Regions from separate parts of the Homo sapiens genome. Here regions 2, 3 and 4 are each linked to region 1. A link is a contact called in ENCODE Hi-C or POLR2A ChIA-PET data. All regions are on one chromosome and are shown on one strand. Each heading gives the region's core, a stretch centred on a gene start or an enhancer-like site at or near the end of the contact. The rest is flanking DNA. Distances are from core to core; before and after follow the strand shown.

Region 1 (7,964 bases), core at 2,029-4,528:
TTTTTTTGTTTTGTTTTGTTTTGTTTTTTTGCGACACAGTCTTGATCTGTTGCCCAGGCTGGAGTGCAGTGGTGTGGTCTCTGCTCACTGCAACCTCCGCCTCCTGGGTTCAAGCGATTCTCCTTGGGTTCAAGCGATTCTCCTTCCTTAGCCTCCTGAGTAGCTGAGGTTACAGGCAACTGCCACCATGCCCAGCTAATTTTCTTTTGTGTTTTTAGTAGAGACGGAGTTTCACCTTGTTGGTCAGGCTGGTCTCGAACTCCTGACTTTGTGATCCGCCCGCCTCAGCCTCCCAAAGCGCTGGGATTACAGGCATGAGCCATCGTGCCCAGCTGCAAAGAAAGTTTAAATACCTTATGCAAAGTCACAGAAGAATAGTTAGAAACAAATTTTAAAATCGGATTAGTCAGGCTTCAGAATTCACATTCTTAAGATCTAGATTAGGCAAACTGTCAGCTCACTTCCAAGGCACTTTGAGGAAGCCTCCCAACTTTTATTGGTTTTCTTGCATTCTCCAAGTCTCAGGTCCAGGGAGGACTCAGGTAACAAATTCAGTTCTATCTTGTATTCTTGGCATAGGGGAACAACTGGCAAAAATAAGTCCGACTCAGTTGACCTTCCAATTATTAGTCCACCTGTTTATCAGGCCAAGCCCTTTCCACAATCTGTTCCTTTTCATTGCAAGCTTTAAAAATTCTGGCCAGGTGTGGTGGCTCGCGCCTGTAATCCCAGCACTTTGGGAGGGTGAGGCGGGAGGATCACGAGGTCAAGAGATCAAGACCATCCTGCCAATGTGGTGAAACCCCTTCTCTACTAAAACAAATACAAAAATTAGCTGGGCTTGGTGGCATGCGCCTGTAGTCCCAGCTACTCAGGAGGCTGAGGCAGAAGAATTGCTTGAACCCAGGAGGCAGAGGTTGCAGTGAGCTGAGATAGCGTCACTGCACTCCAGCCTGGCGAGCAGCTCAAGGGAGAAATTCCCATAAAGACCCCACTTATCCCTAGCTACCTATAGGCCCAAGGACCCCTTTGGCTCAGAAAAAAAAAGATAAATTAGAGTTGGGAATGTAGAAATATACAGTCACATTCAGGTTCTAATGTTTTAATTTTTAAAAATGCCGACGTTGTTTAACTATATTTATGGGTATATGGGTATTCGTTAAGGCTGTTTGCCAAATATTTCAATTACTCCTCCTAGATACTGTTAAGATAGTGGTATTTGGCTAAGGGATGGAGTCAAAACCATAGATCTGATTAAATAAATACCTAACCTACTCCTGAAATCCTGCCAGAATCCTTTATAGGAGAACATAACCAGGACATAGAGCAAAACAGCCAGATTACATAGTCCATACAGATTAGCCATTTGATACACAGAGAAGTAGAGAAAAATGAAGAGTGGATTAAAGAGGAGAAAATAGAAATATCAGGGAAAAAAATCCAACATACGCTATTATGCAATTGGTGTTTAAAGAAAAAATACATACAGATTATAGTAATACGATAGGTCATTTTGTGTTCACTTATCTGAATTCCATATTTTCTAAATATTCTGTATTGAGTCTATTACTTTTAATTTTAAATATTTCTACTTATAAATATTTATATAAATAAAAATATTTCTATTTCTTATAAATAAATAGCTATTTTCATATTTTTAAATTATACTTTTGGATAACTAAAGTACAACTGTCAAAATGCTCATACTATAACCAAGAGAAAAAGTATAAAAGAAAAAATATGCAGGACAATGCCCAATTTTTGTAAACATGTATGTGTATATACAAATTAAAATTTATCGGCCAGGCGCACTGGCTCACACCTGTACTCCCAGCACTTTGGGAGGCCAAGGCGGGCCAATCACCTGAGGTCAGGAGTTCGAGATCAGCCTGGCCAGCATGGCGAAACTCCGTCTCTACTAAAAATATAAAAATTAGCTGGTCACGGTGGCACACGCCTGTAATCCCAGCTACTTGGGAGGCTGAGGCAGGAGAATCACTTGAACCCAGGAAGCAAGAGGTTGCAGTGAGCCGAAATTGCGTCACTGCTCTCTAGCCTGGGTGGCAGAGCAAGGCTCTGTCTCAAAAATAGAAAAAAAAGGCCGGGCACGGTGGCTCATGCCTGTAATCCCAGCACTTTGGGAGGCCGAGACGGGCAGATCATCTAAGGTCGGGAGTTTGAGACCAGCCTGACCAACATGGGGAAACCCCATCTCTACTAAAAAAAAATACGAAATTAGCCGAGTGTGGTGGCACATGCCTGTAATCCCAGCTACTAGGGAGGCTGAGGCAGGAGAATCGCTTGAACCTGGGAGGCGGAGGTTGCGGTGAGCTGAGATTGTGCCATTGCACTCCAGCCTGGGCAACAAGAGCGAAACTCCATCTCAAAAAAAAAAAATTATCAATATATTTAGGTAAATAAAGCATAAAGATGTGATCAGTGTTTGTCTCAAGACTGTGGAATGATAAATAGGGTGAACATTCCTTTCAGTGTGCCTTAGGAAGTCACGGTTCACACAGTTGTCCAACTTGGACAATAAATTATACAATTATCTAAGGAGGATACACAATGTACATTCTCTACCTAACTGCCCAATTAATTATTTAAAATGTGTTGTTTCTTTATTCATTCAAAGCATCGTGTATGTGAAAATTAAAACATGAATATATGAGGCATAAAAATATAAAAGTGTAAGAAAAGGTCATACGATAAAGTTGATAATGTTTTAACATATTAGTTCAAAACCTATGGAACAGCTTAACTCTGATGTCTTTAAATGATAATAGCTAAATATGAGTATTTATTTTGAACATCAAGTTTGAGCAACTGAAATATTTATTAGTGAGTTCTCCATCTGGAAAGACATTTAAAAAGAAGGATGCCATTTTGGTTACTTTCTAAAATATGTGAGCCAGAAAATGGAGTACGCCATAAGAGCCTGGGAAATGAGCCAGGTCAAAGACCACAACGTCTGATGGAGACAGATAGCCAAGCCTCATACAAGCTTTGGAGTTCCAGCAATATCTTTTCCTCATGCACGGACTCCTTGGGACTTGAACCTTGTATCAGAAAACTTGAAAATGGGGAAAATCCTGCATATCTAATGGTGACCGATGAGGAGATCTATGAAGCTGTAGTAGAGGAAACTGAATTACTGAAAAGAAAAGATGCCTAATGAGAGTGGGTGGTTTTAGGCTTCAGTTTGATTGTATATGGAAAGCAAAAGCAAAAGCGCAGCGGTGTGAGCAAGTTTCTTCAAACTGGGCAAGACACAAGGTAGCCATATTTCCTGGTGGCTTTGCCTGTTAGTGGTGGTTTTTTTCAGATGGAATGGGAGGGAGAAGAAGGCCTGGGGGCAGGGTTAGTTGGCTTTTCTGGGCCCATACTGCCATCGCGAGGAAGTAGTTTGACAAAAGCAAAAGCTTCGGGTTTGAACTTCCCTCCTATCTAGCAGTTAAGAAAGATGTAGCAAATTCAAAGGTTCAACAGGGCCTGACCCCAAGATGGGCCTTCTCAACTTCAACTCTTAGGCTTTCCAGGAGTTCAGTCTGGACAAAGGCAAAATCTCAGTGAAGAAGCTGCTAAGTAAGGTACCAGGACTGATGCAGGGCTTTGGTTTCCTCTCACTGTGGGCAGGACTATGGAAAAACTACAGTCTACACACAGCTTCTGGGCATTGGTCTCCTGACCCTGCCCCTTAGACCATGAGACATTTGGGCTGGCACAAGATATCCCTGTACTTTGGGGTATGGGCCCCAATGTTAGCAACGTTAGAATGTGAGGAGGGGGAAATGAATCTCATTCGAGGTGGCATCTAACAGCAGCTGGAGGTCTCAGGGACACCAAAAGTCTGGTGCCTCTGTTGCCTAGAGCAAGAAGGATCTGAGGAAAAGGAGCATGTGTCACTGTGCCAAGTCAATAAATTCCAGAACATCAATAAGAGTGCAGATATACACAACCAGAAGGCCTGGAGGTATTCTCTGAGCCCAGGAGTTAACAGCTGTAGTGGCTTTGCAGCATTTTTTTCTAGGGTCCATTGTGAAGGCATACCCACGTGGAGGGATCTGCTCTCATTTCATCTCTCTTAATGGGACAGAAATGGTTTCTTTAGCTTTCTTCTAAGGAAGATGAGGCTTTTAAGGCTCAGGATCTAACTGTTCATTAAGATTAGCAAGTATTGTTCTCTGTGCCTGCTCCTTAGCCTTTTTCTGATGAAGATTCCTTGTAGGCCTGACAAGATATCCTTCAGGGAGTTGAGTACATCAGGACCCCCAGAAAACTTGCCTCTTTAGTACCACTCTTTCGTACCAGGGATGATCTCTGTACATGATCCTTTAGAGAAAATGCTGAGCAGTCCATGAAAACAAGCATGAGTATTTTGATATTCTTTCTTCTGCTCTCTTCTAAATCTATTCCATTTGAATATTTGCATGAGTACGTGTATGTGTGACACTCATGGGTTTGTTGGTATGACTTTAGGCTTCCCCATAGTTTGCAGATCTCCTTGGGTTTTGAAATTTTTCCTTTTCCTTTTCCCTTTTATTATAAGGCCACCGCATGGGTCATTAAATATCCTTCGGATGGTTGGATTTTGTGTTACTTATAAATTTGCCCAAAGATTTTTGTTTTCTTCACCATAAAAAGTGATTTTTTAAAATTTCCATATGTAAACAGAGCAATGTATAATTTTCAGAGAAACTGATTCTTACACTGAAGGCTATTTTAAAACCTGAAAGGTATACCTTTGTTTCTTGATTTCCAATGTAAACTTTGCTTGTTACTATTTCAAACGTGGAGACATGTATAACGTTAATACTTGAGGGCATGGCCTTAAAATAATTACTCCAGGAAGGTAGACACAATGAGTATCTTCGTTAGAAGACTGCAAATTCATTCTTTAGAATTCATATATATGCACTCAACTTACAGTAGTCATACATGGAATAAGTAGAGAGAGATAGACTTTATTTTTTCCTTTGTTTTCTCTTTTTTTTTTTTTTTTTTTTTGAGACGGAGTCTTGCTTTGTCGCCCAGGCTGGAGTGCAGCGGCGGGATCTCGACTCACTGCAAGCTCCGCCTTCCAGGTTCACGCCATTCTTCTGCCTCAGCCTCCCGAGTAGCTGGGACTACAGGCACCCGCCACCATGCACAGCTAATTTTTTGTATTTTTAGTAGAGACGGGGTTTCACCATGTTAGCCAGGATAGTCTCGGTCTCCTGAACTCGTGATCTGCCTGCCTCAGCCTCCCAAAGTGCTGGGATTACAGGTGTGAGCCACCGCACTTGGCTTGTTTTCTTGTATTAGTAAACTAGGATGGTTTGATCCCAAAGAGTCAATAATTTGCTTTAACCCCTAATCAAAGAGGTGGAATATCTTTACTGATGTGGACACTGAGAATGGAATTCAGTCTTTTCAAGGACTTAAGAGGACTACCTGGTATAGCTGAAACATGTGGAGTCAATCTACTAGAGAATAGGCCCTTTGCTCCTCCCCACTCTCTGACATTGCAGAGGAAAGCTGAATGAACCTACTCATCTCTGCACTCCTGTCTCCTATGGGAATGTGACCTTGACTCTGGACAAAGAGTGTGCTCATGTGAAAGGTTAAGTGATGCACACATATTGCCCACCAAATAGTTAAACCAATTGACAATGCTTCCCACCTCACGGGAACTTGTCCAATTCTACAAATGTTCACACAAACTAGGTGTTATCAGTGGTTTCATGTTCAGTAACTTACTTAGGGATATTTTGAAGAGGTGGGGAATGGTTGAGACTTTGTCATACTGTAATTTACTTGAGTATTGGTGAATTTGAGAACCTCTGCCAATGGACTTTGTTGTTCCATGGCCTTTTTCTTCTGCGAAGTTTGTGCCTGGTTCCTTTTCTCTTTCCTTGCTGAATTGTTTCTCTTTAACTTTTCATCTTGGAATAGCTAATGATCTGTAATGGATGTCAATGGTTGAAGGGCAGTAAATACTGACAAACAATTGCTTGTAGTTTCCTGTTTTTGCTGTTATTTTTATTATGCCTGAAACAATGAAATTGTTTCCATCGGCAATCAGGCCTGTTAGCCTCTATTAAGTATAGCCAGGTGAGGTGAGCACAACATTCTTGAGCCTGAGGAATTCCTGAGCTGAGGCCACTGCTAGTGCCATCCACAGTTCTGTCTCAACACATTTGTCTACCCTACTTCAAACATACGACCTAGTCAAAATGCAGCTCCAAGGCAGGCACGCTAACCCATCTAGTTCAGGCCTTCTCTTTCGGCTGTTTTAAGTGAGATCAGGAGATCAGCAATGACCTCTCACCTTCACAAGACATCTGGGATCATTAAGGGATGCTTTACCACATGTCTCCAAGACACTCCTGAGAGTTATTGACCCTTCTTGTCAGTTATCTATTGCCTCTCAGCTCTGAATGCATTCTTCAATATATGCTCTACAATAAATAGTGGGAATTTTCCCCCTGTACTCTGAGCTCCAACACTACTGCCAAATGGGGCTCATATCCCAGGCCCCAGTGTGCTAGAGGACTGTGTCCCAGACTGTCTGCCTCTACAACAAGGAGCAGGGGCAGGAGGCAAATGATCAGAAGCCCTGCACTTAGCAGTAAACTGCTTCCTCTAGTTCTTCCTGTACTGGGAGGACACAAAAGCCCCACCTCCAGGACTTCCTATGCATGAATTTCCTGCCTACTCCCCGGTCAGTTCTGGCCACTTCTACAACTATATCACACCTTTGTCCACAGATTCTAGAAGGTCTGAGAGATGAAGGCAAGGACATCACGCTTGAGGCCAGAAGCCGTCCCAACTTCCCCACAGGTGCAACCTTCCTTGACATCCTGGTTTTTTGGGAGGAATTGTTCATGGCTTGGATTTTCATCAACTGATTTCCTCACGATGGCAGTAGTGCTCCAGAAATGTCAACCAGCCCTGTCCCCAGGGCCTCTTCTCCCGCCCATCGAGTATGAAAAAACGCCAACAAAAGACAAAAGCACATGGAAACAAAACTGTTTCAATTCTTGCCCAGTTTGAGGAAACTTGTTCACACCACTGTGCTTTTGCTTTCTATTTCCATCTTAAATCAAAATGAGTCCTTAACCACCCCGCCCTGGTCAGGCTCTTCCGTTTTCCAGCATTAAATTTCCACCAGATCTTTGGCTTCACAGTTCAGCTCTTCTTCTCTCAACATTAGTTCTTCAGCATTTTCTCAATTTATTAAGTTGACTTCTTAAAGTTGAACAAGACTCAGGATTCCAGGATGAAATGGGAGAAGAAAACGCCGTAAGTTCCAGGCCTGGAAAAGGTCATCTCTAGTCACCTGGCATCATGGTCCTTGACGCAGCTTTCTAGGTTACCAGGGAATCTTCCTCCATTTTGTAGCAGACACTAATCTTTTTGTTTGGTGGAAGGCTGTTATTTGGCCGAATTCCTGAGATTATTTTCTTATAGCCTATATAGCTCTCATTGGTTTGACATGTCATATGTGACATACCAAATGTACCTTTATATTTATTTATTTATTTTCGAGACGGAGTCTTTCACTCTGTCTCCCAGGCTGCAGTGCAGTGGTGCAATCTCGGCTCACTGCAAACTCCACTTCCTGGGTCCAAGCGATTCTCATGCTTCAGCCTCCCAAGTAGCTGTGACTACAGGAACCCGCCACCACGCCTGACTAATTTTTGTGTTTTTAGTAGAGATGGGGTTTTACCATGTTGGCCAGGCTGGTCTTGAACTCCTGACCTCAAGTGATCCTCCCACCTCAGCCTCCCAAAGTGCTGGATTTACAGGCATGAACCACTGGGCCTAGCCTGTTCTTAGGAAACTCTTAATGAAGAAATGTATTAAACAAAAAGGTGAGTTCTTATCTAAAACCAGTTTTCAGATGTAACTTTTCTTTGCACTTTGGTGTATCTATTTTTTCATACACTTAAAAACATATAGTTATTCAGTACATCTGTCAT
Region 2 (7,964 bases), core at 4,091-6,590, 1.7 Mb before region 1:
AAGACTCTGCCTCAAATTAAAAAAAGAAAAGAAGGTGGCAACTCAAGGGAAAGCTTGCTCAGCCTCTACAAGCTGCTCAGCTTGCTTCTTGTTAGCCTCTCTGAGAAATGTTCTGGCACTTTCCCTTGCAGACCTTCCTGCATGAAACACCCTTCCCTGCTCCCTGACCCTCCTCCTCACCCTGGAAGCAGGCTGGGGTCTCTTTGCCGAGAAACTCACCTTAGGGCATGATTTCCCAACCAAGAAGTCAGGGCCCTCTGGTATGTCCCTTTGGTGTTGAAATGTGCTGGGGAGGAGGCAGGGCAGTGAGAGAGGGAAAATGATGAGTGTGTGTATGTGGCAGGGGGATGTCCGGGAGTTTTTTATCCAATTAAACCCAACCAGGGCCAAGCTTCCTCCATGTCCAGCCTTGGGAGACACAGAATCAGTGGAAGCAATATATGGCTAGTCCTTAGCGGTCTGGGCAGAAACACATGAAACTCTACATTCTTCATTTCCCAGATGGTGGAGTGGGGAACAATTATGAAAATCTCTTTCCTCCACCTGAAGCTCTGGGCTTCCAGAGAAATCCCAGAACCCTGGGGAAAAGGTGGGATCCAGCCAGCCTGAGACTGCCATGAGCACAAGTGGCATGTCAGTTTTCCTGTCATTTAAGTGCCCTACGTCTCCCCTGCCATCTCTCCCACTCCCCAGGGGCCTGTGTGTGTGTGTGTGTGTGTGTGTGTGTGTGTGTGTGTGTGTGTGTCTGGTAAGGGAGGGGTTTCAAACGAAATCCCCTCAGCTTGGGTGGCAGGCTGGCCAGCCAGTTTATATCTCCCGGAGTGGAGACAGGGGTTTGCACTGAGCCACCCACACTAGCTGACCTGGTCTTTTATGTGACACACATTTGCCAAACAATCATCCAGGCTTCGAAGGTCAGTTCGTGGCCAGGGAATAGAGAGAAAGGCGTCTTTTCTTCCTTTTCTGCTGAGCCAAATCTCCCCCTTGCTTCCCCCTCTCCCCCCTTCAAGGTCTAGCCTAGGCCCGCATCCCTCACAAAGCCTTCCCTCCCTCCTCCAGCTGCTGCTGACCTCCAGTCCCAGCCGTGCTGGCCTCTGCTCCAACAAGCACAATTAGCACCTGACCAGCCACTGGCCCGGCTGCTTGTCCTCGCCTCTGATTGTTTCAGTGTCTTAGTCATCTCTTCCCCAGCGCCTCCTTCTCTCATCTCCCCCACGGCGCCTAGCATCGGTTGGGCACACAGTAGGTATTAATAAATGTCTGTTGAATTGAAACTCAGCAGCCCCTATGAGGTCAGAACCCTCATAAGCACCCCGACCAGCAGTTTCTTGGCAACCAGCACTGGGGCCCGAGCTACAGGGCATTAGCAGTGTGGCTGCTATTACAGGACACACGAGGCTCAGCGGCCAGAGATTTGCAGGCAGGTTGGTGTTGATGAGAAAAGCCCCTGACCCCTAGGAAAGCGCCTATGGGATTCTGGGTGCCTTGCAGGAGTTTCCTTTCTCCCCTGCAGAAGTAGTTTTCAGTCTGAGAACCACAAAAAGAATAAATTGGAAGAGAAGCCAGAAACCTCTTTGCAGCTTAGAAATCCAGGAGAGATGCCAAGCCCGGGTTGGGGTCAGGCCCTACCCTGAGGACAGAAGGCTGCCCAGGGCCTTTCCCAGCTCGGTGGGAGATCCTGGGGAGACAGGGGGCATGGCAGACATGACCCCTTCCACTGCAGGGGGCTATAGGGATGTTTGGGGGGTGTCCCTAAGAAATGCCATCCTGCCCTGGAACCCAACAAATGACATCCTGCAAGATTGCCACCTGTAGCTCATGCAGAAACCAGTGTCCCAGCCAGGAGCAATGGCTCACGCCTGTAATCACAGCACTTTGGGAGGCCAAGACGGGCGGATCACCTGAGGTCAATAGTTCAAGACCAGCCTGGCCAACATGGTGAAACCCCGTCTCTACTAAAATATACAAAAATTAGCTGGGGAAGGTTGTGGGCACCTGTAATCCTAGCTATTCAGAAGGCTAAGGCAGGGAGAAATGCTTGGGCCTGGGAGGCAGAGCTTGCAGTGAACCGAGATTGGGCCACTGCACTCCAGCCTGGGCGACAGAGCAAGACTCCATCTCAAAAAGAAAAGAAAAGAAAAGAAAAGAAAACCAGTGTTCCTTTCCCTCTCATTCACCCAAATCCTAGGGCAAGACTCTGTGTGTGGGGAGGGTGGGAGGTGCATCTAGACCAGAATCTGGCCAGGGTCTTCAGGCAAAGAGAAGCCCCCAAGTCTAGGGTGCTTGATCCCCCACACTGGCTCAGGAATTTGATCCTGGCTTCCAATTACAATTATTTATATAGATGACATATCCCCTCTCCCTGACCCCTTCCTGTACACCTGCTCTGACTCCAGCCCACACGAAAAGGTACACACAATCCCGGAAGGCAGGTGGTGTCTTCCTCACATCCATGTTTTCCTCACTGCCACTTCATTGGGGTCTGGTACTAGGACCGGCTCTGAGCAAGTGTTTGCTGAATTGAATCTGAGTTTTAGGCGCTGCATTAGGCAATATCGTAAGGGCAGCTAGCACTTACTGTGTGCCATGTGCTGTTCTAATAAGCATCTTATATGTATTCATTCATGTATTTGATCCTCACCAAAGTGTTATAAAGTGGTCTCATGTGACAGATAAGGAAACTGGGGCATACAATTGACTGGGATCACATAGCTAGTAAATAACAATGCTGGGATTTCAACCTAGACAGCCAGGCTTTAAGAACTGGAGGTAGCTGGGCACAGTGGCTCACGCCTATAATCCAGCACTTTGGGAGGCGGAGGCGGGTGGATCACCTGAGGTCAGGAGTTCGAGGCCAGCCTGACCAACACGGAGAAACCCCGTCTCTACCAAAAATACAAAATTAGCCGGGCGTGGTGGTACATGCCTGTAATCCCAGCTACTCGGGAGGCTGAGGCAGGAGAATCACTTGAACCTGGGAGGCGGAGGTTGCGGCGAGCCAAGATCGTGCCATTGCACTCCAGCCTGGGCAACAAGAGTGAAACTCCATCTCAAAAAAAAAAAAAGAACTGGAGGTAAGGAGTTCAAGATTACAGTGAGCTGTGACTGTGCCACTGCACTCCAGCCTGGGTGACAAAGTGAGACCCTGAATTAAAAAACAAAAACCAAAAAAAAAACAACACTCTAAACGCAAAAACAAAAACTGGATGTAAAATTACATTGCGGGGGTAGGGGATGTGGAAAGGAAGAAGGCCAAGCTTAAGAGCAGAAGAGCAGAGGTTTCCCCAGGAAAGCAAACTCCTCAGCCTGTGTCTAGCTGGGTCTGTGCGGCACAGGGCCTGATTTTTGCAAGATGAGGGGCATTTTGGACATGCTATCACTCAGGCCCCTAGAGACAGACCACAGCACCCTCTATTTTAGATCCCAATATATGCCAGAGAAGACAGAAGCCACTGTGTCACCACTTAGCACTAGGTGAGGGAGAGTGAATTTTGGGCCCCTAGGTTGTCCAGGGGTGGGCGCCAGTTCCTGAGCAACCACCGAGCAAACAGTGCAGCACAGGGAGGAATGCCAGACATAGTTGCAAACAAGCCACTCCTTCGGCTCACAGCAAGAGGCTGGGTGAGGGTGGTAGCATGGAGCCTGCTTCATGGTCCCCCCCACCCCTGCCCCCAACAAGAGATCCCAGGCTCTGAATCCAGCCCCAAAAACAACCAGATGCAAGGTAGCCTCTTCCTCACACCAGCTGGCTGGGATAGGAAGTCCTCCCTGATAATCTTCACTGAACTCCAGAGAGCTCCCCCTACGCTGCTCCTGTACTGGATGCACTGAATCTGAATTAATGGTTGAGAAAGCACTTTATAACCAGGAAAACCCAGTGTAACTAACTGCAAGGAAGGACTGGCATTCTTGCTGGGCATATGTGTTCCCCGGGCATTTTCAGTGCCAAAGTCTCCCCAAAGGGAAGAGCTAGAACTGTTCCCTTCACCCACCTCCAACCTGGCACTCGGGCCAGGGGTCAGCTGGCAGGGGGTGAGTCCCCAATGGGCGTGCCCACCAGCTGTTGGGGCTGAGCAGTGGTGGTTCAGGCCCTGGGGTGGTGACCTCACTTCCGCTCCTACCTCCCCACCTCCCCAGCACTCCTCCCATTTGAGGCCCCACCAGGCCAAAATCGAGAAGTCCAAGGTTAACTGTTCTTTCCCACTTTAAGAGCTAATTAAAATAATTAGCCACAATGAACTGTCAAACATTAACCAGAAGAGGCTGCAGGACCAGACAGGCCTCTATCACAGGCCGAGGGATGAGGGGCAGGAATCAAATGGCCATCAAATCCCTCAGCTGGGGTATGGTGCGGGGCGGGGGCGGCCCAGGAGGACCTCGCTGAGCCGAGGTGCCAAGGGGTCAGGAGGTGACTCTGGTCAGGAAGGTGATGTGCAGGCATACGGTGGTGAGAAAAGGGAGTCAGGGTTAGGGTGCGGTGGAGGAGCCAGGAATTCATAAAGCGGTCACCGCCTCAGCAGTCCCTCAAGCCTCCAAAGCAAGGCGCTGGCGTGAGGGGACCCCGCACGGTGCGGCTGCTGAATCCCCTAGGCGGCGGCCCAGGAGGGAACCCGGAGGCGGGAGAGTCGGGGAGAGCGGGAACGCGGGAGCGGGAAGGCTGGCGGCTGGCTCACACGGAAACTCCGGCCCCTGCCAAGAGGTCTCTATTTTGGCGATCCAGTTCTCCACATCATAGGTCTGCGTGCGCGTGTGTGCGTGTGACCCTAAAGCCCTGGCCCCAGAAGCCCCGGGGGCAGTCGGATCCATCTAGCAGCTCCGCCGCGGTCCGCCCCACCTCCTCTGCCCTCGGGCGCCCAGCTTCTGGGGGCCCGCTGTCATGATCGGCCCCGTCACGGAACCCAGGCTGCCGGGGGCGAGGGAAAACAGGGGCCCCTACCCCGACTCCCCGACTCGGGGAATCCATTCCACTTCCATCCCGGGATCGGGAGCCCGGGTTCTCCATCACACGCGCGGCGGGGCGACTCCAGGGCGGCTCGCGACACTCCGCGACTCTCCCGCCCTTCCCTGGGCCCCCAGCCCCACGCCGGGGCCCCGGCGCTCTCGATTCCGCCCTCAAGCAAACTTTTCCACGTCCCCCAAGGCTCGAAGAACCGGCGCCATCGACGTACCTGAGGCCGAGTGGCTCACGGGCCCAGCTCGGTCGCCGGGCCGGGGTCTGTCTCCGTGGTCCCCGCTCCGGGGGCCGAGACGCGGGTCCCCAGCCCCGCCAGCCCGTCCTCTCCCCTCGGAAGCCGGGCCGGGCGAGCGGCGCCAGGAACTCGGCGCCGGCGAAAGGAGAAGTGGAAGTTGAGCGCGGCGCCCGGTCGGTCCCCGCGGCCGCCGGGGCCGCCGTCCCCCGCCCTCCTCCCCGCCCGCCCTTCTTCCCCGCCCGCCTGCCCCCGCCACCCCGCGCCCGTGACTCACCTCGGCGCCGGGGCAGGCTGGTCCGGGCGGGCGAGGCGCAGGGCTCTCCCACACTTCGCGCCGCCAATGGCAAGTTGGAGGGAGAGATGCAAATACCAGGTGAGACGGCGGCGCCCCTGATAAAACGGGGCGGGGGGCGGGGTGGAGCGCGCGGGGAGCGGGGCGGACGCCGGGGAGGGCCGGGCCAAGACACGGGGCGGCAGGGGCGCCCGGGGAGGGGGCGCGAACCGGCGCAGACATGCACCGAAACGAGCGAGCGAAAGGGGAAATGCAGTAGAGACACACACGTCCCCGCAGGCGGCGGATGGGGCGGGCGCGAAGGAGGCAGGGCGGGAGGGAGGGAAGAGCCGGAGGGAGGGACCGACGGGAGGGACTGCGGGCGGGCGGGGTGGGGGAGGGAACGAGGGAGGGACGAGGCATCTCGGTGGAAACAGCGCCCGTCCGCCCCGGCCCGCCCGCCGCGGTCGCCAGCACGGCATGGGGAGCCGTGCCAGGGGCCCGCGCGGCCTCTCATTCCCCTCGCGGCTCGCTCGCGCCCGGGGGACCACGAGGCAGGGCGCCCGCAGAGCCCGCGTCGTGCGCCGCGGCCCGGGCGGGCGCTCCCCACTCTGCTTCTAGCCAGCGAGACTCCGAGCTCTCTGCTCGTTCCGCGCCCTTCCCGGTGCGAAGCCCCCATACAACGCCCCGCAGAGAAATCCCTTCCCCGCGGACTCGGGAAGGTTTCGTCCAGCCCCCTCGGCCCGTGCAAGTGGAGACTTGCTTGACGCCTTTGGGCCAAGCCCTGCGCTCCACATTATTGAGCTCCTGGGGTGTGCAGGCCCCAGCGGGAGGGCGGGCCGTGCGGCGGGTGAGGCCGCGAGATGCCCAGAGGATACAATTTTGGAACCATATGCCCGACTCCGCAGAATCCTGGGCGTAACACCTGGGGTGACTGGAGAGTTTCGGCGACTTCTTAGGGAAGTCGAGTCTAGGACTCCTGCGGGAAGTTGGGGTGGGGGACGCTGGCAAGATATGAGTCAGGGGAAGGGCTAGGGGGAGAGGGGCTGGCCCAGCAAGTGCAAAGAGAGCCAGAGTTCGGGTGCTGGAAGAAAGCCCATGCCTACCTTTCTTCCCCTGTCCAAAGCCAGGCTGCTCTGCTCCACGCGCCCACTTGAAAGCCACTCAGGCACGCTCCCCTTCTATCTCCCCTTTGCCCTCTCTGACCTGCCTCAACATCAATACCGCCGCCTACGTGGGTCTGCTGATAGGAGGCTCTGGAGAGAGTGCGCTGGGAATTGTTACTCTGTATAGTTCCACGTGGCCTTTTTGGGGGTGGGGGCAGCAAGGCCTAAGCCTTGGCAGAAAGCATCAAGACTGAAGGAGCCCCAGGGGATGGGGCCTTCTAAAGGGCTTGAGGTTGAAGGACCTACTCAGCCTCCAGCATCGGCCTGCTTCTCCTGCCTTGGGAAAGGATCATCTCAGGCGCAGGACTGGGGGACAGGAGTGGTGGTGGATGATGGCCACAAAGGCAGCTGCAGATTACAAGTTCCCAAGGAAAGATCCTGTGGCTGGACTGGGGCGCCGGCCCCTGAGACCTCCTGGATACTCAGAATCAAGTCCCCAAAACAAGCACTTTGTCTTTTCCAAGCGGGCATGCTTTTCCCAGGGGATTCCAGATCCTGGAGACACACAGTTCTCTGCTGGCCTCTCATCCACGAGGTCCCCTCTCAAATTTGGGGTAGGTTCCGGATGTCCCTAAGCCCTCTTTACCTTGACTTTGAAATTCACGAATGGACAGACACGTCTGCACACGCGTGCACACACACACACTTTCCCATTTTGCTAAGAGCTCAGTGGTCTGTAACCTCAGACAGACCTGGGTTCCTATTCCAGCTCACTATTTACCAGCTGTGTGACTTCAGGCAAGTCACTTAAACTCTCTGAGCCTCACTTTTCTTCTTTAAAACAGAACAAAAACAAAAACTAGGCTGGGTGTGGTGACTCATGCCTGTAATCCCAGCACTTTGGGATGCCGAGCGGGGTGGATCACTTGAGGTCAGGAGTTCAAGACCAGCCTGGCCAACATGGTGAAACCCCATCTCTACTAAAAATACAAAAATTAGCCGGTGTGGTGGTGCATGCCTGTAGTTCCAGCTACTCGGGAGGCTGAGGCAGGAGAGTCACTTGAACCTGGGAGGCAGAGGTTGCAGTGAGCCGAGATCGTGCCACTGCACTCCAGCCTGGATGACACAGTGAGACTCCATCTCAAAAAAATAAATAAATTAAATAAATTAATTTTTTTATTTTTGTTTTTTATTTTTATGGGTACATTGTAGGTGTGTGTATTTATGGGTTACATGAGATGTTTTGATACAGGCATGCAATGTGTAATAATCACATCAGGGTAAATGGGGTATCTGTCACCTCAAGCATTTCTCCTTTCTTTGTGTGTTTTCTTTTTCTTTTTTTTTTTTCCTTCTTTTTTTTTTTTTTTTTTTTTGAGATGGAGTCTCGCTCTTTCT
Region 3 (7,964 bases), core at 2,898-5,397, 1.5 Mb before region 1:
TGTGTGTGTGTGTGTGTGTGTGTACTGTTTGTTTTTTTGAGACGGAGTCTCACTCTGTTGCCCAGACTGGAGTGCAGTGGTTCGATCTTGGCTCACTGCAACTGCTGCCTCCCGAGTTCAAGCGGTTTTCCTGCCTCAGCCTCCTGAGTAGCTGGGATCACAGGCGTGTGCCACCATGCTCGGCTATTTTTTGTATTTTTAGTAGAGACGGGGTTTCGCCATGTTGGCCAGGCTGGTCTCAAACTCCTGACCTCAGGCCTGCCTCAGCTTCCCAAAGTGCTAGGATTAAAGGTGTGAGCCACTGCGCCCAACCTCTTTTGTGTTTTTATCTTTATTTGTGTGTGTTTAAAATTTTTCTTTTGTGTTTTCCTTTCCCCTCCATGAAGATGCATCACTTTAAAATTGAGGCCAGGCGGGGGAGTATTACTTATTATGAAAACAAAAGCAGAAAATCTGCTTCCCGATGTAGGAGGACCATAAGTTAGGGATAGCCAGCCCACTGACTCCAGCACACAAGGACATAAGGCCACCCTCCAGAAGCACATGACATGAACACACCTATCTCAAGAATTATAGGATAAGCATGTGTGTATGCATGGTGAGGACTAGAAGGAGGCTTTTGACTATCAAGAGTAGCAGTGGATGTTTGGATTTCAGGTAATTGCTACCTTCCTTCCACTTTTGTGTATAGTTTAGTGATTTATAATAACTATGTATTTTTTATAATCAGAAAAAATAGTAAAGCTATTGTAATGTTGAAAACTATATATAGTCTTCACCAAAGAAATTAATAGTCCCAATGTACACTGCACTGATAAAATCACATCTTAGGCTCTCATTCTCCTACTGGCCCGGAAGAACCAGTGGCCATATTGTGAGCTGTCTGTGGAAAGGGTCACGTTGCAGGAAAACAGGGGCAGCCTCAGCAGCTGAGAGTGGCCTCTGGACAACAGCCAGAAAGAAACTGAAGCCCTCAGTGCTACAGGTGCAAGGAAATAAATTCTGCAACAATCTGGGTGAGCGTGGAAGTGGATTTTCACTCAGTCAAGTCTTAAGATAAAAATACAAGTCTGGCCGACACCTTGATTGCAGCCTTGTGAGATCCCAGAGCACAGGACCCAGTGAAGTCATGCCTGGACTCTTGATCTACAGAAACTGTGAGACAGTACATGTGTGTTGTTCTAAGCTGCTGAATTTGTGGCAAATTTTTAATGCAGCATAGAAAATTAACACACACTCCTACTAGCAGTATGTGAGAATTTGAGATACTTTACATCCTTGCCAATCCTCAGTCCTTTTAACTTTGGCCACGCTGGTGGGTGTGTATTGTGATTTTAATTTTAATTTTCCTGATGAATAATAATGTTGAACACTTTTTAATATGCTTATTGGTTATTGGATATACTCTCTTATGAAGTGCCCCGCAAGCATTTTTCCCATTAAAAATTTGAGTAGCCTATCATTTTATTACTGTTTTAGGAGTTCTTTACATATACTGGATATGAAATTTTGTAGGATACATGGATTAAAAATCTACCATTGTGGGGCTTGCGTTTTCACTCTTCTTAATGGTGACTTCTTTTTTCTGGGGGGTGGGGGGGATGGAGTCTCACTCTTGTCGCCCAGGCTGGAGTGCAGTGGCGCAATCTCGGCTCAATGCAACCTCCGCCTCCCAGGTTCAAGCGATTCTCCTGCCTCAGCTTTCCGAGTAGCTGGGATCACAGGCGTACGCCACCACACCTGGTTAATTTTTGTATATTTAGTAGAGACGGGGTTTCACCATGTTGGCCAGGCTGATCTCGAACTCATGACCTCAGGTGATCCACCCGTCTCGGCCTCCCAAAGTGCTGGGATTACAGGCGTGAGCTCCTGTGCCCAGCCAAAAAAAATTTGAGGCTGGAGCACAGTGGCGCGATCACAGCTCACTGCAGCCTTGACCTCCCGGTCTCAAGTGATTCTCCCACTTCAGCCTCCGGAGTAACTGCGACTACAGTCGTGGCTAATTTTTAAATTTTTGGTAGAGGCGGGTGTTTCCTTATATTGCCCAGGCTGGTCTCGACCTCCTGGGCTCAAATGATGTTCCTGCCTCGGCTTCCCAACTATAGTATAGATGAGAGCAACATAGCATAGTGGTTAAGAGCAATCCCAGCTCTGCCATTTTCTAAATTACTCTCCTAACCTTTTATGGCCTGTGTTCTCAACCGTCAAAGGGGAAAAATAATAGTACCTGTCTTATAGGGTAGTTAGGAACACAAAAAGCTCTTGGCATCACCCTTGGTACATGGTAGGTACTGCACAATGTCAGCTAATATTATCGTCATGTGTGCTGCCTGGAGAAATTTTTAAGTGGAAAACAAAACAAACAAACAAAAACACAGGCCAGACGAGGTGGCTCACGCCTTTAATCCCAGCACTTTGAGGGGCCAAGGCGGGTGGATCACCTGAGGCCAGGAGTTGGCGATCAGCATGGCCAACATGGCGAAACCCCGTCTCTACTAAAAATACAAAAATTAGCTGGGTGTGGTAGCAGGCACCTGTAATCCCAGCTACTCAGGAGGCTGAGGCAGGAGAATCGCTTGAACCTGGGAGGTGGAGGTTGCAGTGAGCCGAGATCGCACCACTGCACTCCAGCCTGGACCACAAAGTGAGACTCTGTCCAAAAAAAAACAAACAAAACCCAACAAAATAAAACAAGGTGAACTAAAATGAGAAATATCCTTTTGGAAGAACATAGTTCCAAATATTTATTCATTCAACAAATAACCATTTAGGGCCAACTTGCACTGACTTTTCCTTATAACACATAAGCAATAAACCCTATTATTGCGTACTCTCGCGTGATTAGGGAACGTTGTTAAGAGGCTCAAAAATCGGACGTCATAGCTCAAAAATCGGACGTCATAGCACATTGGCTAATGGAATCACCCAGGGGCTTTGCGGTTTCCCCTTCCAGCAGCCAGAGGGGCCAGAGTCGGAAGCTGGGGGTCGGACTCTTGGCATCTTCTGGTGGATTATGAGGTTTGGATTAACTGGGATTTCCCGTTGGTGTTTTTCTGCCTCATCTGTTTAGCTTTTTGTGGTCCCCTTTTTGGTATCCAACTTGCTCTTTCTTAAGTGAAGTTTCTGATTAAAGCAAGAGCTTCGAGTAAGGGGTCTGACCGTAATTTTTCACTGGTTAATGTCTGACGTCCAGTAGGTGCTGTCTGGATCATTCTCCGTCCCTCCCTCCCTTCTTTCCCTCCCCCCCTTCCTTTCTCTCCCTTTCTCTTTTCTTTCTCTCTCTCCCTCCCTCCTTCCTTTCTCTTTCTCTCTCTCTCTCTTTCTCTCCTTTCTTGGATGGAGTCTTGCTTTGTCACCCAGGCTAGAGGGCAGTGGCGTGATCTCAGCTCACTGCAACCTCCACCTCCGGGGTTCAAGTGACTCTCCTGCCTCAGCCTCCCGAGTAGCTGGGACCACAGGTGCGTGCCACCACACCCAGCTAATTTTTTTGCATTTTTACTAGAGACGGGATTTCACCATGTTGGCCAGGCTGGTCTCAAAACTCCTGGCATCAAGTGATGCGCCCGGACCCTCAAAGTGTTGAGATTACAGGCGTGAGCCACCGCGCCTGGCCTTGAACTTTATTTTCTCATTGAGCCCAGGCACCTCACTAAATTCGGCTCACCCCTATGTCTCACTTTCCTACTTTTGTTTTGAAGCCTTTGCCCCACCCCCTCCACGTTGCCGCCTTTTTCGTACTGAGCGCGCAGGGCACTACGCCCACCACTCCCCTTGACCCACTCCTCAAGCCCTGATACCGGGGCGAGGCCCCTTCCTTTTCTAGTCCTTCTACGCGCCAGGTGGGTGGGTTTCGCGGTGACGAGGCGACACCTCTTTCCCCTCTGGCGAGCACGTTAACTGGGGAAGCTACCAAATTCTCACGCCTTAGCTGCCCTGCCTCCACCTCCCGCAAGTCCGGTTGCCCCTCTAGGCTTCTGCGCCTGCAGTGGTTCCGACCCTCGCCTTTAGAACTCTGCCGCTTCCGCCTCTTATTTCGCGCCTTTGTTTTTAGTTTTGGAAGGGGCGGAGTTGAAATGGCTGCGCCGCGGTTGCCGAAGCAACGCTTTGGTTACTTCCGTTGGTTTCAATGCTTCCGGGTTGGCGCTGCAGTGGCGTTTCCGACTGTGGGAGCCTCAGCTTCCCAGTCGTCCGATGAGCCCGAGCAGGTGAGGGGGAGCTCCTGGACTTCCAGGCTGGGGAGCGGGGCTGGGCCGCGCCAGGCCGCGCGGGGCCGGGCTGGCCTGGTTCCCGGCCTGGGAGGGGCTTAACGGTCCTCTGGTCTCTCTCTCCCCTCAGCTGAGTCCCTTCCCTGTCTTTCACTCTTCTGGCATCGGTGGTTTTACTTCTTCGATTGAACCCTGCTTCCTCGACCCCCCTGGGAGGCCGCCTTCTTCAGGCGCCTCCCTTCTCTCCACGAGCTCGCTCTGACAGCTGAGGAACTGGCAAGATCCTGCTACCCAGAGGGTGAATGGGTATCTTTCCCGGAATAATCCTAATTTTTCTAAGGGTGAAGTTTGCAACGGCGGCCGTGATTGTAAGCGGAGTAAGCAAACACCTCCATTGTATTAGTGTAAGGGATACTGTTGAAAGATGCTCCCCTTCGGTTTCTACCCCCTGTCACTCCTGAGGTCAAGGCATTGAAGGCATCTATTAAAATGCAGTTCAGTTACTTGATTGGCATGACAGCTGTTATCAACATGAATTAGTTTCTCAGACAGGATAACAGCAGGGACATTTATGGTTTCCTGTCAGTGATTCCTTGTTGTTGTTGTTTTTCCCCCCAGCCTAGAGATGCCTAGCGTTATCATGAACTCTTCCCTCGTCTTCATTCCCTACATCATCGAGTTCTTTGTGTCTTCATTGGGGAAGTCTATCTCTAACCTCAGTGCCAACAAGCATCTTTGTCTGCTGTACTTTGCACCATCCTAAGCTAGTCTCCCTGCCTCTCCCGTTTGTAATGTAATCCACTGTGTTTGCTGCAGCCCTAATAGGCTAAAATGTGGTGGATTTCCTCAAGTCACTTCGTTGTTAAACACACACACACAAAACATGCAGCCCCCTCCTACACCCCCTACCCCCACCCCTTGGTTTCAAGCCTTTCAACATAACATGCTCCTTATCACACTTCTTGTCTGATACTGTTTCAGTCAACAAGGGAATTCTCTGTTCCAGTTAGGTTCCTTTCTTCTTGGCACAAACCATACTGATGCCTGCTTCTACATGCTGTGCTTGTTCCCACATTTGTGTTTCTGTTCATTCTCTCTTCCCTGCCCCTCTCCCTTACCTGCACCTAACCAGGTTGTACCTACCGTCTCTCAAGGTTCAATTTAGGTTCTCTCACCTCGGCAATTTTCAAATTAGTCAATCCCATGCTGGTTGTAGTCTTTTCTATGCTCCTCTTGCTCTTAAAGTTTGTACTACACAGTTTAGTACTTAATTTTTCTCTAACGCACTACTTTGATTTCTTCCACCAGATTATAAGCTCTTGAAAGGCAAGTACTGTATTTCGTACTTTTTTCTCTGTCCCATCTCATTGGTTATTCAGAAAAGACAGGTTGAGTGGTAAATATTGTCTTGGTGCTAGAACGAATATCTGTGTTTTTCAAATATGATTATACCCAAAGTGCATTGCAGGTTTGGGCATTTAGCATGCCTTCAATAAATATCTGCTTGGCTCTCCATTGTTACCTTCTGAATCTGAGAATCTCTAATTTCTACTCTTTCTTAAAGGAGAAAGCAGGAGAGGCACCCAGAGTTTCCTGACCAGATCTTGGGAGTAGTATAGGGCAATGTAACTTGTATTGTAGGACATTCTTACTTTCACTCATTAGTCTATCAAATTCTCCGAAGTCAGATCTTCAGAATAAATGTTGGCATTTTGAAGACAATTTTCATTGGTTTCTTTATACAGTAAAAATATTTAGGGTACTATATTTTTATTTTACCTTAGATATGACTACTTTTACGCATATTTGGGGTTAGCCCCTACAAGTTAAAATAATTTTTAGAGGGCTTGGGGTATTTTACATAAGTAATTCCTTGGAACAAAAGCAAGGGAACAGGGTTCGCAGGCAGAGAATATCTGGGGATCAAGATAGTGTCATACACAGGGTGTGTAGCATTGGCCAGGTCCAGCAAGTTACCTTCCTTGTTTCCTCTGCAATCTTTTATATACAGGCTGCATACATAGGTAAAGGATGTCACACTGCAAAACCAACTAAGTATTGAATGGATATGTATTCAATTCTATGCAAGCTATAATGGGGGTTATAAAAAGTACTGTGAGATATAGTATCTTCCCTTGGGGATCTTACTTAGTTAAGAGAGGAAATAACATTGGACATCTTGAAGTTGACCCTCATCCTAGTCATTATTTTTATGCCTGAGATTAAGATATAGAAGGGATAAAAGAAGGTTCAAAAAATATTGCACACCTGTAGAATAGGTGTGACACAACACGCATGCATGTAGACAACTTTATGTAAAAGACTTGGAGGTTTCAGCTGACAGTTTAATGATTTGATAGTGTGATGTGGCTCCCAAAAAAGTGAGTGCAATTTTAAGCTCTAGTAATTGAAGTATAATGTGTCAAATGAAGAGAAAGATCATGGATATTTAGCTCAAGAAACATGAGATGTAAGAGAACATCATAGCTGTCTTTAAATATTTGAAGGGCTTGCCTAGGGAAAAAAGAATGCATTTGTTGAATATTACCTCCAAAGACTGGGTACAAATTAGAGGAAGACAGACTTTTGGCTCAATATGAGGAGGGAGTGTCTAAAAACAGATCTAATCAAATATGATCCAGGATTTCTTCATAAGATTTTTTCCTAACATTGGAGTGAAAGAGATTTTACTATCAGATGGGGGTAGGGAAGTCGTGATTGTGGCAATGGTGGGTTTTGCCTGTGGTCTCCAGATTTTTGGATTTCATGGGCCAGTAAAATGTAAATGAAAATGTGGGAAGGGTACACAAATACAGGCTAGTTAGCCTGTGCTCCAGGCGTAAGAAGAATCTGATCTGTTAATAATAGACAGTCCCTAAATTAAATACATTTAGCTGAAAAAAAAAAAAAGGACTAAGTGTCCTTATTTTTTTCATTTCGCCCCAGAATTGTGGGAACTTCATTAGGGAACCACTGGGCTAACTGGCCTAAGATTCAGCGACTGGTCTTTCATCTTCCTGCCATGTCCTCCCTGTTCCTTGCCTTTCACTGATTCATCATTGCTCCCTGAGCACATTTTCCTTATTAAAGGGCTGGTAGCAGCTTGTGAAGTTCCGATAGAGGCTTTCTCTGTAATACAAAGAGTTGAAAAAAGTTGTAAGGAGAAAAAGTTTTGGAGAGACAACTTTAAGTAAAAGTAGCTGTCTGAAACCTTTAAGACTATTTGGGGCAATCGATAAATTTGTGAATGGAGAGTTAATTTTTTCCTCACAAACTCAAAGAGGGGATATGCCATGGTCTTGCTTTTCCATCTCTACTCTCACCATATGTGTCATATTTTACTATCAATTCTAATTGGAAAATGTGGGCATAGCTAGAAATGGTGATAAGGTAGTATTTAGTCTTCAAGACTCCTATTTCCAGCTGCAGTTGATACTTGAAGTGGCTATTCCTACTTTGCTCATTAGAATTCTTTTCAACAACTTTCCCTCAAAAGGGCTATCTATCCCAGACTCTATATGTGCTATGCTTGAAAGGAAGCCTCCATAATGATTTTTGTGGCCTGTAACTAAAACATTTAATCAGCGTGTTTGCTATCTTCTCTGGAAAATTGTATTTTGCTTAGTTACAGAGAATTCCTTATGTGGAAACAAAGCAAAACCTTCAAAGGGATACTGTGACTCATAGCTGCTAACCCCAGACTGGGCAATGGGAGGGAGGGGTGGGCAGCAAGTAATATCTGTTAAGATGTAAATTTGG
Region 4 (7,964 bases), core at 1,555-4,054, 1.0 Mb after region 1:
AAAAAGACCAGATTTTAAGTTTCATGAGAGCAGGAACCATGTCTATTTATTCACCAACATAAATTCCCCAGTGCCTGACATAATGTCTGTAAAATAGTAGGTATGGCACAAATATTTGTTTAACAACTGATTCAGTAAAGTGGCACTATGAACACATTGCTATATCAACACAAAATTCACTGGGGCTGGAGGACTGGAGAAGGGATGATGTATTAACACGAAACAAGTGATTTTTCAGTAACATTAACAATAATAAACAGTTCCCAGCCACCCACCAACTAGAAATTTGTAAAACTGTTGGACTGTGTTTAATCCTCTACTCCCTACATTGGCATGGCCCAAATCTTGGGACCACCTCAGTTGCCATTTGGAATTCAACTACAATAGTTTAAAATGACTCTCGCTGTTCCTTGCTCATGCAGAGAAGTGACTTTCTAAAATAAAAGCATTTCCTTTCCATGCCAGGCAACTAGATGTGGTTCCGGGAGTTGGTCAGTGCTTTCCTTATTGCTAATTGCAATGCTCACAGTATCCTGGAAACAACAACCAAAGGCAGGCCGTTTTTTGAGTTACTGTGTACATTTAAACTTGACATGTGTTAAATTATGGGTCGAAAACAGAACCTTCATCCACTTAGACCAATGCTGTTTAATAATTAAACCTGAATTGTAACAGTATGCATTCCAAAAGGAACACATTTAGTTGCCTTGCTCAGACAATATATTAATACCAATCTTACCTTACTATCATAGTCCCCACCCTTATCTGTGGTTTCACTTTCAATTTTCAGTGAGCCATGGTCACTCACAGTCAGGAAATACGTGATCACAGTATAAGATATTCTGAGAGAAAAAGACTACATTCATATAATTTTTATTACAGCATATTATTATAATTGTTCTATTTTATTGTTGTCGTTGTTAATCTTACTGTGCCTAATTTATAAGTTAAACTTTATCATAGGTAAGTATGTGTAGGAAAGAACATAGTATATATAGGGTTTCAGGCATCCGCCGGGGGTCTTGGAACACATTCCCCACAGATAAAGGGGGACAACGCACCTTGAAACTGAAACTTAAACAATGTGAGAATGATCACTGGATTGCAAACACTATAAAAATCATACAGGAGTACATTTATCTTTTCTTCAGATTCCTTAAAGTCATTCCATTTTTTAAAAGCTCTGTTTTTTCAATAATGACCAAATGCTGCTTCCAAAAAAGAAATTTAAGAGATAATTATTATTAATAAACTAATAATCCTCCAGCAATGCTAACTACAATCCCTCTGATAGCCCGGGGAAAAAAAAGAAAGATGTAAAAACAATAAAAGCTATTTTGGGGAACTCATTAAAAAAGAAAAACAACATCCCCAAAATAAACACTCAAGCTGCGTCAGATCAGGTACCAAATTGTTTGGAAATGAAATTATCTTTGAGAGGATATTTACTATAAGCAGTCAAGATTTAAACAAATAAAATTATGAGAGAAAAAAAGGCTCAATTTTGTCCTGAGTATTTATCATGGTTAAACATGCAATCTCCTGCAGCTTGAGAATCCAAGGCTATAACTCTGGGGGATGCTCTCAGGACAGAGGACTAAAGGAAATAAATGAAAGAAGGTTGATGTTATAATGGGAGAAAATACTTCAAAAACTGAGTAACAGCTCATTGTGAGCTTGGCACTCAAGACGGAAATACAACAGCCATTATCTTTGGGCTAAACAAATTGATGATATCAAAACAAAGGAATGATCTAGGCAAACATAGATATAAAAATACCCAAAGGTGAACCATTGAAAAAGGGCATCCTCGGCCGGGCGCGGTGGCTCACGCCTGTAATCCCAGCACTTTGGGAGGCCAAGGCGGGTGGATCACGAGGTCAAGGGTTCGAGATCAACCTGACCAACATGGTGAAACCCCGCCTCTACTAAAAATACAAAAATTAGCTGGGTGTGGTGGCGGGCGCCTGTAATCCCAGCTACTCAGGAGGCTGAGGAAGGAGAATTGCTTGAACCCAGGAGGCAGAGGTTGCAGTGAGCCGTTATCACGCCACTGCACTCCAGCCTGGGCGACAGAGTGAGACTCTGTCTCAAAAAAAAAAAGAAAAAAAAAAGAAAAGAAAAAGTACATCCTTGTTATTTTCCTTACAGTACTGGATATTAGGCAAAAATAGATAACCAAGAAAGCAATTAAAAGTACGGAGGTTGATTAAAGAAAAAATAATAGGAAGGAAAAATGGAAACATCTGTGAAACCTTCAGTGTACACAGAAGAACACACTTGGTCCGGAGAAGGAAGTGATTTGGTTGAGTCTACACACAACTAGTAAATGGCAGATCTGGACAAGAATAGAAAGTTCCATGACGGCACAGACTTTTGTCTGTTTAGGTTCATTGGAACAAAGACTGAAACATAGTACAGTCTCAATGAATATTTGTTGAAGGAAGGGAGGAAAGGTGGAAGGAAGGATAAATTCAATTGAATTCAAAAAGTATACATTACACAATGTCCTTGTGAGGAATTCCAAGACAGTGCACGGCATGGCACCTAACTATAAATTTGTGAAATTGTTGGACTGCCTTTAATTACCTACTCCCTAAATTGACATGGCCCAAATCTTGGGACCATCTCAGTTGCCATTTGGAATTCAGCTACAACAGTTTAAAATGACCCTCACTGTTCTTTGCTCATGGAGAGAAGTGACTTTCTGAAATAAAACATTTCCTTTCCATACCAGGAAACCAGTATGTGGTTTCCTGAATTGGTCCAGGAGCTTACAGTCTATCTGGGGTAAACAAGATGTACACAGGAAAGGGTGACTCACCACCAAATGTTATACACTGAGAGCCAAATAAATGGTGTGTATGTCAACCCTGCAGAAAGTTTGATGAATAGAGACTCAGCTATGAACTGTTGTAGACAGGGAATCTTGATGGTGAAACAAGAGGCACTAAATGCCAGTAAAGCCTCTTGACTTCCTGGTGTAACAGGATCTTGTCTAATGATATTGATGAAAAAATTCTTCACAGTTTTCAAAGTGCTTTCAGTTTGCCTTACCTCCTGTGTTCCTAACAAAGTACTAGGTGGTGGGCAAGAATGGGATGCTGATCCTCATTGAAAAGTAGAAAGAAGATGTATTCTCTGAAATGAGAATTCAATCCAGCACGGTATGTGATGGCACCTATCCATCTCGGGGAAGTTGAGAGTCTTAATGTGGATGTTGTTAGCATATGTGAGATAAGAAGACACAAGATTGGCACAGACAAGTTTAGAAAAAGGGATTGTTTGGCAGTGCAATAGAATCAAAGCACATCCAGGAAATGTGGAGATGGTGGAGAAGAGGCAAGCACTTCCTCTAGCACACAAGTTCATCTATTCTCTCCCTTGTTCTGCAACAGTAGACAATATCCCCTCCTGGGATAGCTAGGGCTACCACTAGCACATACTGGTGTCTTTATGTGGAATATCAAAAGGTAACTTATCTTGGCACCCGTTCTTCTAGGTCGGCATGGCCTCACTCCAGAGCACAGGGCTTAGTGAGCAAAGCACGGGCTGCATTTCAGCTCCCATTCATTTTCTCGGCCAGGTGTCTTTGTACAATGCACAAACTGAACACCCAGATATGTCGGCCCTGGAAATAGCCCATTCAGTCTTTGACCTGCTATATTAGAATGTGCTTCCTTTTACAGAGTCTAAGTACACCTCCCAGTGGGATTTGTTGTGCCCTTTCTAGCCACATGGGAATAGCTAAGCTCCTCTTCCCAGAGACAGTCCTTCAAACACTTAGACTGCTTTTGTGCCCTTCCTCAATCAAGCTACCCATGTAGCTATCTCCTTCCAAAGAAAACCAAAGCAGCCCCAAAGCCACAGCAGAACTACAGTGCCATTGAAAACACACTTGTAGCAGAGCTATCATAAAGGGACTTGAAATATAAGGAAGAACTATATACAGACAAGGATCATGACAGAATTATCAACACTCTAATGGAAGCAATCAAAGCATTAAAGGTGAGGAAAAGCAGAAGTAGCTGAATATGCAGGATACATGCACTCGAAAGAGCCCCAGAGTAAAAATAAAGAGGAAATGGAGAATTGGAGGAACATTAGGACAAAATGAGGGGGCAAGTGTAGTGGAACTATAAAGAATTCCAGACATACAGGCTAAAGGATAGGGATATGAACTGCTTAGGAAAAGAAGAAAAGAAAAGAGGAGGGGAGGAAAGAAAGGGAGGGAAGGAGAGAGTCAGAGGAAGGAGGGAAGGAAGGAAGGGAGGAAGAGGGAGGGAGGGAGGGACAGGAAAGAAAGAATGAAGAAAAGAAGGCAGGAAGGGAGGGAGGAAGGGAGGGAGCGAGAAAGAAAGGAAGGAAGGGAGGGAGGAAGGGAGGGAGAGAGAAACAAAGGAAGGAAAGAAGGAAGGAAGTGAGGGAGGGAGGGACAGAGGGAAGGAAGGGAGAGAAGGAGGGAGAGATGGAGGGAGGGGAGAGGAAAGAATGAAAATAATTGGGAGGGAAAAGAGAAAGGCAAGCAGGGAAAGGAGGGAGGGAGGGAGGGAAAAATGGCTCCTTATATCCATACCCAAGTCTAGTTGTCTGGTTTGGGTGTCAGAGTTCACTAATGAATGTGAGGCAGGAGAAGCCAAACCAATGCCTTCCAGATCATTATGCATTTACCATATTTATTGAAACAGTAGCTCTGTATCAGGCATCTGCGCATGTGTGGGGGACACGGTGGGTAATTTGTTGATTTTTTCCCCTACGGGAAATCCACATCAAATGAGCTCTGCAAAATCTGGCTTGAATGATGCTGTCCCTAGTAATGGGCATATCTGAGCTTATGAGTGGCATATTGTCAGTCTGTAGTTGATTGGTTTTATGGTGCCTCAGATGGGCTTTTTCCAAGTCCAGGGCATTTGGATTTTCTTCTGGTATTTCATGTTCATAAAACTCAGTTTAATTTGCCACAGCACATTCTACCAGATGGCCTCTCCTTTCACTTTCAGTACCTCTGCTAAATCTGCCCACACAGAGTCTTTGTGCATCCTTTCTTTTGCCAACCATCACACAGTAAATCTCCTTGCATAAAGCAGTGCTTTCTTCTACAGATTATGTTTGACTGAAGGCTGGATAATTCTGATCACTTGCTGCTCATCAAAATGAGGAGTACATGTCTGAGGGCAAAGGAGAATAAAAGGCAGCTTCCAACAGGAAACAATGCTTTATGAATATCCTTCATTTCTGTGACTGTGTTTCCATTTCTAGTTTGAGTTTATTGAGAAAATAGGACAAAGGTAAATAAAAATAAAAACAAGTCCCATGACCCTAACATACCAACTGTTTTTGTTTGCCTTGAGTTCCCTTCCAGTCTGGGTCCTTAGGCATGTGTATCTTTTTTTTTTTTTTTTTTTTTTTTTTTGGACATGGAGTCTTGCTGTGTCACCCAGGCTGGAGTGCAGTGGTGCAATCTCGGCTCACCACAACCTCCATTTCACAGGTTCAAGTGATTTTCCTGCCTCAGCCTCGCAAGTAGCTGGGATTACAGTCATAGTATGCCACCACACCCAGCTAATTTTTGTATTTTTTTAGTAGAGAAGGGGTTTCACCATGTTGGCCAGGCTGGTCTTGAACTCCTGACCTCAAGTGATCTGCCTGCCTTGGCCTCCCTAAGTGCTGGGATTACAGGCATGAGCCACCACCTGGCCCTCATGTGTATCTTTCGACAGGATTGAAATTTTAGACAAGATACAAATGTGTATCCTGCTGTTTTTCGTTTGCCATTATAAACATTTTCCATGTTGCTACACAGTGGCCATAATTATCACTTTAACAGATGCATAATATTCTACAGAGTATATGTGTCATAATATATTTAATGGCCTTCACCAATGACTCAGCATTTTAGATTGCTTCCCTTCCTTTCCTTATTAGGGCTAACTCTATAAATTAAAATCTTCACATTATTTAATATATGGCCTTTCCTCTACTTTAAAGGTTTGATGGTAAAAGGAGGTGAATTTTCCTTAGGATTTTTTTCTCAGATAAATTTTCAGGGGCGGATTATTAAGTCAGACTGAATGAACATTTTTATGGTTCTTGATTACTTCATCAAATTTGCTTCCTAAATCAGAGTAATTTTAGCTGCCGCAGGCAGCATATACAGCAGTTTTCTGCCTTATCTTCAACACAAAGAATTACTATTTTCTTAAATGTTTGCTAATTCAAAAGGCATAAGATGCTATCTTGTCATCACTTAATTTGTACCTCTTTGAAAAGCCCTAATTCAACTATTCCCCATAAGCTCAATCACTAGTTATATTCCCTGGTGTGTGAACTGTCTGTTCACGTTCTTTTCCATTAACTTTCCCGGGTATCTTAAGGTTTTCTTATTGATAATGTAATTATCACCCTTGTCTTTCTTATTCGTTGCAAATATTCCCCAAATCTGTTATCCTTTTTATTCTATGTATATTTTTATTGTTCATTAGTCTTTATTTCTTAAGCAGTCAAATCTGTAATTTTTTCCTTCATGATTTCTTCAGAACTTACCATGGAACAGATGGTTTCTTAAATGAATTTTCTGCTGTTTCTTGTGATTTGATTTTTTAAACAAGTTTGTTCTTTAATAATTGAATCTTATGCCATTTGAAATATATTTTCATACAATATACTAGGTTGGGAGCTTATGAATGTTTAATTGATAACCAGTTTTTCCCAAGTCATTAGTTAAATAGCTCTTCCTTTCTTATTCTTTTGTGATGCTCAGTTCATCACAGTAATATAAGAATATAAATATAACACAAGAACATCTATTTTCATACCTGTACATTTTTTCTTCTGTTCCATTAGCCATACTTCTATTTTGGGACCAGGGTAGTGCTGTTTTAATGACTGTTGTCCTTTATTGTATAATTATCAGTTTTATTTCTTTCAATGGTTAATTGCAAATGTACCAGAGGTGTTTCTTAACAAATTTGGATACAAAAAGAGCAGGCACAGTCTAAATAGTGGCCATACACTATAGGGATAAGGACACTGACTTCAAAATCAAATCCTTGCTCTGCCATTTGCAAGTTCTGTGACCTTGAGAAAATTATTTAATTTCTTTGAACTGTAGCTTCTCTACATGTAATATGAGAATCAAAGTACTTGTATCTGCATCATGTCAATACCATAGCTACTGGCCACACTAGCTATTTACATTTTAATTAATCAAAACTAAACAAAATTAAAACTTTAGTTTCTTAGTCACACTAGAAACATTTTCAATGCTCAATATTCACATGTGTTAATGGCTACCAGAGTTAGGTGGTGCTAGTATTATAAAACATTTCCATCATTGCAGAAATGTTTATTGGCCAGACCTGTGTAGGGTTGCCGTGACAACTAAATATTTCATGGAAAGCACTTAGTACACAATCTAGCACATAGTAATCACTTTATGGTAACCGTAGTTGCAGTAGTGAAAGTTTGAACCACGAAGTACCTACAAGGAAAATGGAAAGGATCTACATCAAGAAAGCTTATCTGCACCTCAAAGTAAGAGATCATTTAGAAATCAATGGCTGAGGAAGCTGAGGAAATTCACCTGTCTGATCAAGGTGAACAAGCAGGGCCTCAGCCCCAGAATACAATTTCAAAAGGTGTTTGGATTCTTCAGGATTGGGATCTGGCACCCTCTGCAGAACAACCTCTCCTGGAAAAGAGGTGGTTTTCTCAGAGACAATATGCATGGAAGTATTTCAACTCTGTTCTCCATGGAACATTCACTGTCTGTAATTTGGTGTCTTGAGTGAAATCCTCACACAAGAGTGCCTCTTAAGGGTCTGAGCAATCAGTGTCAGTTGGCAATATAATTAGTAAATAAACAAACTATCACGTTAGAGTTATAGATCAGTGACTTATACATTTGCCTGTTTTTTCCACTTTTATTACATATTTATTTATTTAAAGAGACAGAGTCTCACGCT

What was found. Hi-C counts contacts between places; a loop is a spot of excess contacts on that map. ChIA-PET counts read pairs that join two places held with the same protein, here RNA polymerase II (POLR2A). Pooled maps may share reads with other maps.
Region 2: a loop to region 1 is called in a pooled map, with 9 times the contacts of the local background. The contact joins the promoter of ELF4 here to the enhancer-like site in region 1. A Hi-C loop is called at or near these places in 3 of 50 pooled maps.
Region 3: a map of naive thymus-derived CD4-positive, alpha-beta T cell shows a loop between it and region 1 (9-fold over the local background). The contact joins the promoter of SLC25A14 here to the enhancer-like site in region 1. A Hi-C loop is called at or near these places in 1 of 168 maps with a recorded cell type or tissue (naive thymus-derived CD4-positive, alpha-beta T cell), 1 of 37 single-sample maps with no recorded cell type and 9 of 50 pooled maps.
Region 4: a loop to region 1 is called in a map of naive thymus-derived CD4-positive, alpha-beta T cell, with 5 times the contacts of the local background. The contact joins two enhancer-like sites. A Hi-C loop is called at or near these places in 1 of 168 maps with a recorded cell type or tissue (naive thymus-derived CD4-positive, alpha-beta T cell). POLR2A ChIA-PET finds 5 or more read pairs at or near these places in 1 of 52 experiments (K562).

Annotation. Positions count from the first base shown.
Region 1 is chrX:131,809,998-131,817,961 of GRCh38, forward strand. All of the region lies in intron 2 of FIRRE (firre intergenic repeating RNA element), which reads right to left. Among named protein-coding and RNA genes, the nearest start is that of FIRRE, 17 kb to the right of the region's middle. RefSeq lists enhancers at 3,064-3,333, 6,844-7,138 and a silencer at 7,578-7,637. Within about 2 kb of position 3,279, at least 17 of the 41 ENCODE cell types and tissues checked have a DNase peak (open chromatin) inside an H3K27ac peak, as active enhancers do.
Region 2 is chrX:130,105,157-130,113,120 of GRCh38, forward strand. It overlaps ELF4 (E74 like ETS transcription factor 4), which reads right to left and starts at 5,341. Exons shown (of 9, transcript NM_001421.4): 1 at 5,169-5,341. It also overlaps a transcript of RAB33A not described here. RefSeq lists silencers at 5,223-5,292, 5,373-5,522, 5,773-5,822, 5,833-5,882, 5,953-6,072.
Region 3 is chrX:130,335,772-130,343,735 of GRCh38, forward strand. SLC25A14 (solute carrier family 25 member 14) reads left to right here and starts at 4,148. Exons shown (of 11, transcript NM_001282195.2): 1 at 4,148-4,205; 2 at 4,336-4,582. The coding sequence starts at 4,508. RefSeq lists an enhancer at 3,780-4,353 and a silencer at 4,166-4,375.
Region 4 is chrX:132,855,392-132,863,355 of GRCh38, forward strand. All of the region lies in intron 2 of HS6ST2 (heparan sulfate 6-O-sulfotransferase 2), which reads right to left. Among named protein-coding and RNA genes, the nearest start is that of HS6ST2, 99 kb to the right of the region's middle. Within about 2 kb of position 2,805, at least 3 of the 41 ENCODE cell types and tissues checked have a DNase peak (open chromatin) inside an H3K27ac peak, as active enhancers do.